2 separate regions of the Homo sapiens genome follow, and region 1 is linked to region 2. Evidence: chromatin contacts called from ENCODE Hi-C data. All regions are on one chromosome and are shown on one strand. The core of a region is the stretch at or near the end of the contact, and the rest is flanking DNA. Distances in the headings are between cores, read along the strand shown. Region 1 overlaps UGT8 (UDP glycosyltransferase 8). Region 2 holds the start of CAMK2D (calcium/calmodulin dependent protein kinase II delta).

What was found. A loop is a pair of places that touch in the nucleus more often than their neighbours do. Pooled maps may share reads with other maps.
Region 1: a pooled map shows a loop between it and region 2 (2.6-fold over the local background). The contact joins the enhancer-like site here to the promoter of CAMK2D in region 2. A Hi-C loop is called at or near these places in 1 of 168 maps with a recorded cell type or tissue (OCI-LY7), 20 of 37 single-sample maps with no recorded cell type and 6 of 50 pooled maps.

The regions. Positions count from the first base shown.
Region 1 is chr4:114,611,682-114,618,111 of GRCh38, reverse strand. The region is part of intron 1 of UGT8 (UDP glycosyltransferase 8); the gene reads right to left. Among named protein-coding and RNA genes, the nearest start is that of UGT8, 16 kb to the right of the region's middle. Within about 2 kb of position 1,836, at least 5 of the 41 ENCODE cell types and tissues checked have a DNase peak (open chromatin) inside an H3K27ac peak, as active enhancers do.
Region 2 is chr4:113,759,121-113,766,303 of GRCh38, reverse strand. CAMK2D (calcium/calmodulin dependent protein kinase II delta) reads left to right here and starts at 4,566. Exons shown (of 21, transcript NM_001321571.2): 1 at 4,566-5,300; 2 at 6,890-6,984. The coding sequence starts at 5,236. RefSeq lists enhancers at 3,299-3,837, 3,838-4,376 and a silencer at 4,370-4,779.

The DNA of each region.
Region 1 (6,430 bases), core at 587-3,086, 850 kb before region 2:
ATCAGAAAATACTTGTAACATAACACTAAGAAGATCAGAAATAAAATTATGTATATGATATATATGTATATATAAAGTGATTATAATGATAACAAAGTAAAGATGAAACTGATAACAATTTTAAGGTTATGGACTTGAACAATTTTCTTTCCTTTTCTTATATTTTTCAGGATTTTCAAAGATTTCTACCAAAAGTAGGTAATTCTACAGCTTTCAGCTGGCACATCCCTGGAGCTGGAGCCTTACTCTCATCCTTCCTTTGGAGTTAAGCATCTTAAAACATCAGTCTCTATTTGCTGGTCTCCACTTACTCCCCAGATGTTTACTGTCAGCCTTTGAATCCACCACAATTCTAACCAAATTCTTACTGTTAAGGGCACTAACGCTTCCCAAAATTCATACAAATGCCCATTTTCCACTTATCTGTTTGGACTTCCATTTAACAGTAGCCACTAGTGATTCTCTCTTTCTCTAAATTCTCTTTTGGCTTCTAGGATACTACTACTATTTGACTACAAGATTCTGGCAGTGGAGTAACATGCTGCCAGAATCTTGAAGAAAATCCAAAATTCAAAGAATGTACAAATATTTGAAGACTCTACACAAACTGCATTATCAGTCTACCCTTTTTTCTTTCTATTAAAAATTATTTCTATGCTTGCTTTCAAGAGAGGAAGCCAAAAGCATTTTAATAGGTGTGTCTACCACTCACCACAGGGAAGTCATTTAACATTTCAGTGTGAATTAATTTGGGTGAAACAGTAAGATATCAGGATATTGGGGTGCACATCCAAAACGTTCATCTGTAAAAGTGATTTCTCCAAGGCCAAAGGAAGGGTTTGTCTGTTTGTTTTGTTTGAGATGGAGTCTTGCTCTGTAGCTCAGGCTAGAGTGCAATGGCACAATCTCAGCTCACTACAACCTTCACCTCCCAGGTTCAAGCAATTCTCCTGCCTCAGCCTCCTGAGTAGCTGGGATTACAGGCACATACCACCGTGCCCAACTAATTTTTGTATTTTTTTTAGTAGAGACAGGGTTTCACCATGTTGGTCAAACTGGTCTCGAACTCCTGACCGTGTGATCTGCCTGCCTCAGCCTACCAAAGTGCTGGGATTACAGGCATGAGCCACCATGCACAGCACAAAGGAAAGGTTTTAAACCCTTAGAGCTCCAGAAAACAAGTTAGATTAGCTACAATGCTTCTGTGCCTAGGTATCAATGGTTCATATATGCTGAAATTTGATACAGGAACACCCCAATATACTACTGAAATATTTTAAAGATGAAAATAGAATTTTATAAATCCCCTGTATTTCCCATTTTTCCAAAGAGACTAAAGCTAAAATACCAGAGTTTAATACCATACATGGGAGCCAAGATGGCCGAATAGGAACAGCTCCAGCCTACAGCTCCCAGCATGAGTGACGCAGAAGACGGGTGATTTCTGCATTTCCAACTGAGGTACTGGGTTCATCTCACTGGGGAGTGTTGGACAGTGGGTGCAGGACAGTGGGTGCAACACACCGAGCATGAGCCGAAGTAGGGTGAGGCATCGCCTCACCTGGGAAGCACAGGGGGTCAGGGAATTCCCTTTCCTAGTCAAAGAAAGGGGTGACAGAAGGCACCTGGAAAATCGGGTCACTCCCACCCTAATACTGCACTTTTCCAACGGTCTTAGCAAACAGCACACCAGGAGATTATATCCCCCGCATGGCTCAGAGGGTCCTACGCCCATGGAGCCTCACTCATTGCTAGCACAGCAGTCTGAGATCAAACTGCAAGGCGGCCATGAGGCTAGGGGAGGGGCGCCCGCCACTGCCGAGGCTTGAGTAGGTAAACAAGGCGGCCGGGAAGCTCGAACTGGGTGGAGCCCACTGCAGCTCAAGGAGGCCTGCCTGCCTCTGTAGACTCCACCTCTGGGGGCAGGGCATAGCCCCAAAAAAGGCAGCAGAAACCTCTGCAGACTTAAATGTCCCTGTCTGACAGCTTTGAAGAGAGTAGTGGTTCTCCCAGAACGCAGCTGGAGATCTGAGAACGGGCAGACTGCCTCCTCAACTGGGTCCCTGACCCCCGACTAGCCTAACTGGGAGGCACCCCCCAGTAAGGGCAGACTGACACCTCACATGGCCAGGTACTCCTCTGAGACAAAACTTCCAGAGGAACAATCAGGCAGCAACATTTGCTGTTCACCAATATCCGCTGTTCTGCAGCCTCTGCTGCCTGATACCCAGGCAAAAAGGGTCTGGAGTACTTCAGTTTGGCATATAGCCAAAAAGACGAAAGACAATTTTTCTCTACCTCTCTAATAGCTTGTTTTAGTCACATAAATAAGTTCTACTTAATGAGAGTGAAACGGAAGCAGAATTGCTATGTGCAATTTCTAATGTATGCCCTTGGAGTTTCACTTTTCACCTTCCTGCCAGCTGGAATGAGACATGGTAATGATTAACATCCTAGACCATACAGGCAGAATTATAAACCAGAAAAGGTGTAACAACAAAGACACTTGGGTCCTGAGACTGCAAAACCATAACACCAGCCCTGCCTGCTTATGCCCAAATTATTGTGTGTGAAGCAACTAAGCTACCTTTCCTAAGTCACGGAAGCCCTAGGGGGACTCAGGATCCTGGTTTGCCTAGAACTGGGTGGGGAGGGGGGAAGTTTCCCAGGATGTGGGATTTTCAGTGCTAAAACTAGGAAAGTCTTGGGCACACGGGGACGAGCTGGTCACCCTATTGCTTTGACTTAACATACAAGTATCAATAAACAGCAGCTGTTTTTAATTGCTACATGCCTTCCCCCTGCATTACCAGCTTTCTAAACATTATCTCATTTCATATTGAGATCACATGAAGGCAAGAAAGTGGCTCCCACTTTACAGATAATAAGACTGAGAGTATAAAAACTTGACAAAGATCTAGTATCTAGTAAATTAATGTACTCATATCCCACCATGTGAAGAGAGAAAAAAAAGAAAGCTTAAAAAAAGTTGTTAACTGTGGACAAACTGGGAAAAACTAAGCTTTATATCTACTTGGTTGTTAAATAGCCCTCGTTTTAAACATGTATCTTTCATCTGTAGGCAATTCTTGGTAATCTTAAGTTATTTATGGTGGCTATTAGCAAGTAAACTACTAAAAGCAAAGAATCCCCTAAAATCACTAGAATGGGAACATACTGATTTGAGGTAGGAGAAGAAAGAATTCAGAAAATTGAGGCCACCTGTTGTTGGTTAAAACTTCCACCTGCCCAAAAAAAAAAAAAAAAAAAAGTCTGGCACCTTTAAGAGTACAATCTGAGTGAAAACCTTACACAGAGAGAACTCAGTTTGGCTGTCAGCAGTTAATAAATATAAGTAACTCTAGATTTTCAAAATCCTCCACATTACTAAATTAATGTTTTTCATTCCATCAGAAAAATTATATTTATTTGTATAGAAGCCCACGGCTTAACTGCAGAAATAAAACTGAAAAATGCTGAATGCAAAGGAAGAAGGAATTTGGTTCCATTTCACAAACTTAATGAAATAAATTAATCCAAAGTTCCCTGTCAGAAGCTTTTGGTCAAAATTTCTAACACAATCACTTTTGCTTTTAAAATATTGCTTTGCCTGATAACAAACTCATTTAAAAGAGCATAAAGAAAAATATTGTGTTACTATTCCATTCCTTAAACTAGTATGCCATCTTATGAAAAATAAGATTAATAGAAATCTCTACGAGTATTACAGAGGCAGACCTTTCTTTACACACATGAAATATGAAAGGAAGAGACCATTAGGAATACCACTCAAAAAATTCAGTTTTGCACCTGGAACATTCATGAGTGCCAAGAGAAATACAAAAGAACCTCTTCTTGAAGGAGAGGTTATAAAGACAGTTGTTGTTGCTGTTGTACCATTCCAAGCTAGTTGCACTTACCACTTCTTCAACACAAGTATCTGCAGTTATCTCTTTTCAGACATCTACAGTACAGGTGGTGAAGCTGTAATGAGAAACTCAACCCTATTCGCTTATCAGTGATAGCTGGCTTAGGCCCACCTGGGGAGTTTCTCTGAAAACATTAAGCAGGAAGGTAAGATAAAAACAAAAATATAGTGAGAAAATAAAAATAAGATAATACGAATATCAACAGACTGCACTCAGTACCTTGTACACAGTATGTATCCAATTAATGCCTGATGATGGTGATTAAATTTAACTATTTAAAACACAAAGATATAATCACCTAATGAAGTTGTTTTCAAATTCTGGCGTCCAGAAGAATCACCTCAAGTACTTACTAAAAATACAGGTTCCAAAGTCACCTCAGCAAATAAGCTGTTATGGAGTCTAGGGAGAAACCCAAGAATCTGCATATTTAGTAAGCAGCTGGGGATATTTATGCAATTCTCCCACCGAACTGACAGATAGGGATCTAGCACTCGTTACTTATGTGCATAAGAGAAATACAGGTAATACAATGAAGGTAATGTGGATCCAACTATCGAGACCTGAATTAAAGCTCAATTATCTTGGGAATTTAGAAAAATATAATGCACATAGCCCCAGATTCCCAGGAACTCAGAACAAACAATTCCAAACAACTTTCTGTTTAAATTTCTATATACAAAGTACCAGCAGTCTCTCAGAAGCACATGACTATTTTTAGTACTTAATAAGTAGTAAACACATATAGTAGTTCCTTTCATTTTCATGTTGTTTAATAGTCAACTTCCCCATTATTACTTAATTAATTAAATTCTAAACTAATTTGAAGTAGTATGTTAGAAAAGCATTATCAAGATCAATTTAGACAGATAATTAAAATAATTGTTAATGTATATATAAAATGTTGAGGTTTTTTGGACATGTATGGTACTTGGTAATCTAAGACTATCTTTTCAGTTAGCTCACAGTTCAAGTAGTTTAAATTACAAAGATATCATTTTAAGTGACACATAATGAAAAGAAAAATAAAATGATTGCAGCATGCATCTATGGATCCCCAAATCAGTACCCTTTGTAATTTAGTCCAAGTCATTTAATTTATGTCCCTAATTTTCTTCACCTGTCAGGTGGGGCTATGAAATTTGATAATTTAAAATATCCCTTACTATTCTAAAACTTACTGGGAAAAAAAGGGTTTAAGAATAGGTTTAATGAGATTGATATCTTTGGTTCATAAAAAGCAGTTAAGATCAAACCAATGAATTCTAAGAAACAAAATGAAAAGAAAAAGAATTTACCTTGATTTTAAATTTTAAGTTATAGAGGATCATTAATGTGAAGACACATTTTATAGGGACACTATTAAAATGTAAATTGTGGTTCAGTAGACGTAGGGTAGGGCCCCATCATACTTATTTATGAAACAAGCTCTCTAGTAATATGGGACTACTGGTGCTTGGAGTGCATTTTGAATAAGCAAGGACTTACAGCAAAACCAGGAGGCTGAATAAAGAGTAATAAAATGATCAATAACATGGTTAAGCAAATCAACAATACCAATAACGTACTGGAAAAGAAAATATTTTTAAATTAAACATAGATGAAAGGACAATTTGCTTAAAATAATAAAAGAACCTAATAGATCTAATGTGCAATTTTTTTAATGGACCTATACGTGGTAGATGGGCCAATCTTTGAACGTATGGCTATAGTCCAACTGCACATAATAATCACCTGGGAAGCTTTGGAAAAATAGAGATGCCTGAAAACCTGCCATCTACAATGTAGTTCAATCAAATCAGAATTTCTGGGGATGAGGCCTAGGACTAAGGGTTTTTGGCTTTTTTAAACCCTCCTCCCCTTTATTCCCTGTGATTAAAAATTAAGAAAATCTAGGCTACACTTGTACAATGTCATAGCAAAGTATACCAAAATAAACAACTAATTCAACCCTGTTTTTTTTTAATAAACTGAGAAATGTGTGGGTTTATCTGAACTAAGAATATTTGTTGATGCCTCAATAACCAATTAGTAAGTAAAATAAGATACGAGTTTAGGTTATAAAACTTACCTGGAAAGCATTTTAAAATCTAAACTAAATTTTTCTTTTGTCCTTAAGATGATCAGAATTTTTTCATTATGTGAGAAAAGTGAATTGATGAGATATCTGGTATCATAGATAAGTGGGTCTCAAACTTCAGCAGGCATCACAATCACCTGGAGGTCTTGTTCAAACACACATGTGGGGCCTGCCCTCATGGTTTCTGATTTTACAGATCTGGGATGAGCCCAAGAATTTCCATTCCTAACAAGTCACCAGGTAACACTGATGCTTCTGTTCCAGAAACCAAATTTAGACAATAAGGATAAAAGTTTGTAATTTTTAAAAAATGCAATTTTCCTTTTTAATAAAGAAAACAGTGGTATTAAAACTTTCGTCTTGATCACATACCTCATTTTAAAAATATATATGTATACATATTTATATATATGTAAATATG
Region 2 (7,183 bases), core at 3,317-5,816:
CATTTGAAGTTCAGCCCAATCTCTTTCCCCTACTGCAAAACCCCCTTGCAGTGGTAACTATACCTACTGTGATAGTCTGAATAAAATCTGTCTTACTATACTTCAGCAAGTATCATTGAATGAGATTTTTTTCTTTAACATTATCCTTGTCCCTGGAAATACTACCTCAATAAATCCCTTTTCCATACATTCTTGTCTTAGGGTCTACATCTGGAGAGTCAAATTTAAGACATATGATAATTAACACAGTGATAGCTATGAAGGCAGCCTAGGAAAGCTGTGTAAAATGAGAAAAAAAGGCAACCTAAGATGGAATCCTAGGTTGAAAGCACTATCACTTACCACAGAGGCAGAGAAAAAAGAGACCAGGAATGATACTGAAGAAAAGAGGCAGAAATGTTGTGGAATGGGTGAGGTATTGTGAATAGAAAGTGTGGTATCAGACATGAAAACCAACAGAGAGAATTTCAGGTCAAGAGTATGAAATTATACAGAGAAGTCAAGTTACTTCAGGATTACAAAGAATCAACTAAATATTGCAACAAAGGGGCCTCATTATACCCTATTAAAGATTGGGCATTTTTAATATTTGGAAAGTCAAGACTGTTAATACCATAATATTGTTTTTTTTTTTTTTTAAAAAAAAGGTATTTTTGAGCACCTGTTGTGGCAAAAACCCTGTGCTAGTGATACAGTGGGGGGACTGAATGACAGTCCCTGCCAGGAAGGGTCTGACAGTCTAATTACAGTCCAGTGTAATAAGTGTTTGCAAAGTTGAAAGTCAATGAAAATCATTAGAGGTACACAGAAGAGTCAAAATCTGTTATTTTCTTTATTAATGACTCTATAACCTTTTATACAATTATTGTGTATTATACATCTTATTTAATGTACCTTCCTACTGCAATTCTTTTAGCAGAGTGTCAGGGAAACATGTATGTTCATGGAGGGTCAAGCATGCTGACCAATGTACTTGCAAGTAATGCAAAAGAGACATTTCTTCATTGTATGGATATCACTTGTTTTCTTATTTATTTGCACATTTATTTTTATTTTTAGGAAAAAGATTCTTTCAGCACATGATGAAACAAAGAAAATATCTTCTGTTGTTAGCTTTGCTTTTATGAATAGTTTGTTTTTTAACTGCAAATTCATCTTGCACTAATGGATGGTCTGGTAAACAGATTATCTGCTCATCAGTAGACTGTCTGGCTCTATATGGTTTAGTTATCATAGTTTGGAAAGGCAGCAACTTGCTGTTACTTTTTTCCCCTAGCCTCCAAATCTGCAGTGAAGAGTGGCTTCAACACAGCACCTGCTAAAATTTTCACAGGAATCTGCTATTTACTGATGGACTCTGCACTTTGGGGAGCTATAGAGATAACATTATCTCTTCGCTGTTTCTTATCTTATAACTTTGTAGCAGAGGAAATCAATGAATGTTAGTATCTGTTAATATCTGCCTTTGTTAATGTAAGCATTAGAAACTTGTACTTTCTGGGTGAAACTACTGAAGTCTTGGATTTTTTTAAATTCCAAGTTGCCAAAGAGGAAAGAGGGAGAATACTTAGTCATTTTATATCCACAGCCCTCTACCCTGCTCCTTGCTTGTAAATCCCCACTTGGCCTTTTAAGAGTTGAAATAGAGTCCAATCTCTCTCTCCTCCTGCAAGACCTGGTTGCAGTGGTTCTGATCACCATGGACCCCCTTGAATAAAGCCTGCCTTATTATCTTCAACAACTTTAATGACTAACTTTTTATTCACTAACTCTCCCTCTTAACTTTCTCTACCATGTTCATCAGACATGCAGTTAGTAAGGCATGTATAATGAAATGTAAATACATTTGGCACTAACATCCAGTGTTATTATGTTTATAGGTCTACATTTCTACACTTTTTAGAATTTATCTCTATTTTGTAGCTATTCCTGAAATGATGTTGAAGTAGAACAACAACAACAAAGTCTTTGATCTGACTATTTTTTTTTTTTCAGACAGAGTTTTGCTCTTGTTGCCCAGGCTGGAGTGCAGTGGCGCGAATTCGGGTCACTGCAACCTCCCTCCTTCTCCCAGGTTCAAGCGATTCTCCTGCCTCACCCTCCAAAGTGGCTGGGATTACAAGCATATGCCACCATGCCCGACTAATCTTGTATTTTTATTAGAGACGGGGTTTTGCCATGTTGGCCAGGATGGTTTCGAACCCCTGACCTCAGATGATCCACCCGCCTCGGCCTCCCAAAGTGCTGAGATTACAGGCGTGAGCCACTGCGCCCGGCTAATCTGACTACTTTTTAAGGAGGTTCAAACTTCAGAAATAACTGTAAATATTTGTTCAAATAAGAGAAATATTTAGTCTAAAATATAAATCAAAGAAAGGGTACGTACAGATTAAGCAGTGTTTGCTGTAAAAAATGTACACATTTATTGTCTAATAATACATCAGTATTAAAACTCAGTTATGTTTCCTTTATTGTACTCCACAATTATAACCATTTACAATTATTGGTAGTTTAAATAACTGAGATAAATACTGTAATTATGTAGACTTCATTACTTGAATATTTAAGAAACAATTTTCTTCCCAGATGTAAATTTTTATATTACCTTTATTGTTTTAATTTTACTTTTTCTGTTTCATTCTTAGATTCAGGGAAAAATATTAAATTATTTCATTATCACCTTGGAGCCACATTGCTAAATAGTTCAGATATTACAAATCTTTAGCCAAGACCAAATTGTGTTTTTTTTTTCAATTTATAGCCCAATTATTAATATTTAGAGACCATGTTTCTTTTATGCAGTTCTTGGTATCATCTTTTTCTATAGCACTACATTTTACACAGTTATTTCTTGCCTTTTACGGCTGGGAATCAAAACACATACGAACTTCAATTTTGTTGTAATAAACGTTAAAATTTGTGAACATTTTTAGTACTTCAGTAAAAAGCTCACTCATTGGCAGAAGCGTTCCCCAGATCAGGAAAAAAGGAATTAGGATTATCTATGACCACAAAGTAACATTAATTAATAGCAGTCTTTGGGAGCAAGCAGCAGCGCCTTTAAATCTTAGATTCTCTTGTGTCTGCAAATTATCTTTTATCTTTCAGCTGTGAAATTTTGTCTATGAAGTAATACCACGAGCAAATTAGCAATAGGATTGCAAGGTTTTTATAGTCCCGTGCTGTAGAACAATTGGCAGTAATTTGAAAAAGACCGTCCATAACGCTGTTTTTGGTCTGCGGCTAAATTTGCAATTGCATAGTTTCATTAAGGAGAACTGGAAAGAGGGCCCAGAAGTTGTTCTAGCAATCGGCAGCAGTTTATCTATTTTAAATCGTAATGCATACTTTTTTTTTCCTCCTACTGAAAACAATGGCAGATATGCTAAAGGGAAGGACACATTCTTGAACTGCTAAATGGTTTTTCCAGATAGCCATTTACGGAGTGCACTCAATTGCCACTATCTGGCTGAAAGCAAAAGCACACACGACGGCCCCTTTTCTTTTTTCCCTTTGCAAAGCGAAACAGTCTAGACGTGTTCACGTGATGTGAATGACGTCAGCCCCCGCCGGGTCGCGTGACCGACACCCAGCCTTCCTACTACCTCCCCCTGACCGCCAGAGTGGGAAATATCGCGAGAATTCGCCTTACTATCAGAACTTACTGAGGTTGCAGGGGAGTTACTCAGAAGGGAAGGGAAGGTGTGGTTGTGCGGCGGAGTTTTTGCTTTCATTCTTTTAACGTTCACAGCCAAAGCAAAGGCCTTTGGGGATTGCCAGAGTCTCAGCCACCATCCTGGAAAACAGCGGGGGAGGTGGGCCTGGAGGTGGCAAGTGTAATGTGGCTCAGGGGCCGTCATTGCCCCTTGCAGAAGGGGCTGCGGGGGAGGGAGAAAACCTGCGCCCGGTTCTGGGGAGCTGGCGACGCAGTGAACCCTGCTGAGGCTGGGTTTTGCCCCGACAGTCGCTGGTGGCTGTGGGAAGGGTTGGGACCCTTCTCTGAGAGCAGTGAACAGCCCACATCCGGCCCCTGCTGTGTCAACTCTGAGCGGCGTGGAGATGAAGTGGTTGCTCTCCCTTGCTCGGCCCACCGGGTGTCGTGGCCCGGGAACCGGCCTGGAGAAGTCCCTGCTGCCCGGCGCCCAAAACAGGGGCGTGGGCTTCCGCGACCCAGGGCGGCTGCCCCGGGCCATCCTCGAGTTGCCCTGCATCTTCCCGCTCAGTCAGCCCCAGATTGAGGCAGCCTTCTCTGTGCGGGTTTAAATGGGTAACTGTGACTTCTCGCCTCATTCACCCAAACCTCCAGTCTTCTCCCCCGCACATCCTCCTCCACCCACCTGGTTTCTCCCTAGACTGGTGTGCTCGTGTGTGCAACCAAAGGAGGGAGTGCGAGAGATCCACGAAGGGACAGGCTTGGAGTCGCTAGAGGGAGGTGTGGGACCAGCGAGGAGGGGGCTTCGCCAGGGAGGGGGTGCTGGCAGGCGGAGGGAGCGGCGGGAGGAGGCGCCGGAGGAGGAGACGGAGGCCTGGGGACGGCAGAAGAGGCTTCGCCTGAGCCGAGCGCTCTTTCTCTCGCCGCGCCGTCTTGAAGCCGCGCGGGCTCGTGAGCAGCGCGAGGCCGCCAAGGTGCCTCGCTTCGCCGGAGCCGCTGCCGCCCGCCGGAGGGAAGCCGGCCTCGGGCGCGCACGCTCGTCGGAGCCCCGGCGCGCCCCGCGCCTGAGCCTGCTGACAGCGGCCGCTGGGCTCAGGCTGTCCGCTCTGGGCTCCGCGGCCTCGGCCCCGCTGCACTCCACCTCCGCCCCCTCGGACTCCCTCCCCTCTGCTTCTACTCCTCCTGCTCCAGTGCGGATCGTTTCGCAACTGCTTGCCACTCGTCCCGTGCCTGGCTGTTTTTCCATTTCCCGGCCCCCTCTTCTTGAGTACTTTACCCCCTGCATTTGGGGACAGGGACTGGAAAAGGGGCGGGTGGAGCGTCCAGTGGAGAAGAAGGAAGCGAGGCCCGCAGGAGGAGGAGGATCGGCGGACTGTGGGGAGGAGACCCCACGCCACCCTTTCTGGTCATCTCCCCTCCCGCCCCGCCCCTGCGCACACTCCCTCGCGGGCGAGCTACTTTCGGACCAGGAAAGTAAGAGCGGCCCTGGGTGACAGCGCCGCGGGGCCAGTCCCGGGGTTAGCCGCGCGTCTGCTCGCTTCTGGTCCGTCGCGCTCCCAGCCAGGGCACAGCCCGGACCGAGGATGGCTTCGACCACAACCTGCACCAGGTTCACGGACGAGTATCAGCTTTTCGAGGAGCTTGGAAAGTAAGCACCTTTGCCCGGCATCCGCATATCCCCTTTCCAGCTGAGGGCGGGTCGCGTTGCCCCCGACCCACCGGCCTCCGTCTTGGGGCGAGGGAGTTTGGGAGAGGAATGGGAGGAGGGCCCCTGGTTTGTCAGCTCTGGGGAAGGTGCTGTCTTAATAAAGGGAGGGAGCACAGAAGGGGTAGGACCCTTACTCCAACTGTGGCTCATTTTGATGGTCCCTAGCCCACCTTCTCCCGGTCCCCCACCCTCCTGCACTGAGAGACTTAGTGAATTTACGATCTCTGCAGTTGTAGCTATCATCCTGAGAAGTGTGCGCGCGCGCCTGTGTGTAATGTGTGTTTGGAGAGGAAATTAGAACCCATGTAAAATGCAACATAGATCATGTTTTCTGTAAATAGAGATGCCTCCTGGTTAGCCGGCGTGTCGGCCGTATGACCCAGGTACTGATGAGAACTCACAGCCTCAGACGGTGCCATATTTATTGATGCCGAAAGTTCAACTTGGCATAGAGTCTATTTCGCATCCAGTAGTTGTTCTGTCCAGGAAAAGGGCCACCCAACAGAACCCAACCCCTTGCCCTATATCCAGTGTTGTTCTTTGCACCAGATTACCGCTCACCATCATTCTTCCTAGGATTTACGTGTGCATCTTTGCGTTCTCTGGGAGGATTTATTTATACAGGCAACGGAAAAGCCCTCTGGAGACTGAGAGCGCTCTTAAGCGTAGCCTAGCATTGTGTAAAACCACCTCCTTCACCCGACTGGCAGAACTACTTGGAGATGTTAGGGAAGGAGGCAGGAGACCTACTGAGGACTTATGCAAAGGGACCTAGGGGCCAAGCCGTGAATGCTGATTTTTGTAGCATGGAACCCAAACCCAATTCCTCTTTCACTAGTTTCGACTGTTACTTTTATGAAAGGAGTGCGTTTATATGTATGTTGTTGGTTTATACTGTAATTAAAGGAAAGGTAAATATTTTTAAAAGTAATAAAAATTACATATGTATATATTGTCTGGTGTTAAAACATGGAGAATATGTCGGAAGAGCAGCTTAATTCAAATCTCTCCCCTCCCCCAGTCCAAAACAAGGCATAGAGAAATCACCATACCAGGATTTGTTAAACCACACTAATGTGCTCAAGATTTATATTTTAATGAAAATAATCGTCATGTTTACTTACTTGGAACCACATTAATTTTTTGTTTCCTACCAAAATAAGTAGGCAGCAGATTTTTTTGCTGCTCCTCGTCTGCTCTGTTCTGTGCAGGGTTTTTCTCAGAGCATTTGGTGCTGTGAGTGTGAACTGTAAAATGTTTTCAAATTTCTTGTGCAAACAAGAGCGGTCATAATTGGCAGTTCCTTTCATTTTGTTGATTAATAATGTGTGCTCCCAGTTAAATAAAATTTACTTTTATTCTTCAACATTAAAGAAAGTCTGGGTTTCCAGGAAGAATTGTTCATTTACTGGATATTACTGTACTTCACTGGCAATCCACTAAAATCAATAAAAATGCTCAGATTTTATAAATTTTTAATGAAATATTATATCTGTTATATTAATGACCTGCTAATTATTGGTTTCCAGGGGGGCATTCTCAGTGGTGAGAAGATGTATGAAAATTCCTACTGGACAAGAATATGCTGCCAAAATTATCAACACCAAAAAGCTTTCTGCTAGGGGTGGGTATTTTCAACCACATATATTGGTTAATTTTGTATTTGTCATGTTGATTATAGGTTCTGTTGTATGTAAATATATCATGTAGTTATAACTGAACTTTAGACTTAGGTATCATATTATATATTAAGATTATTTTCTTCCTGAATGCTTCTTGGTCTGTACAGCTTAAAAATACATGGAAAGATATAATTATTATTT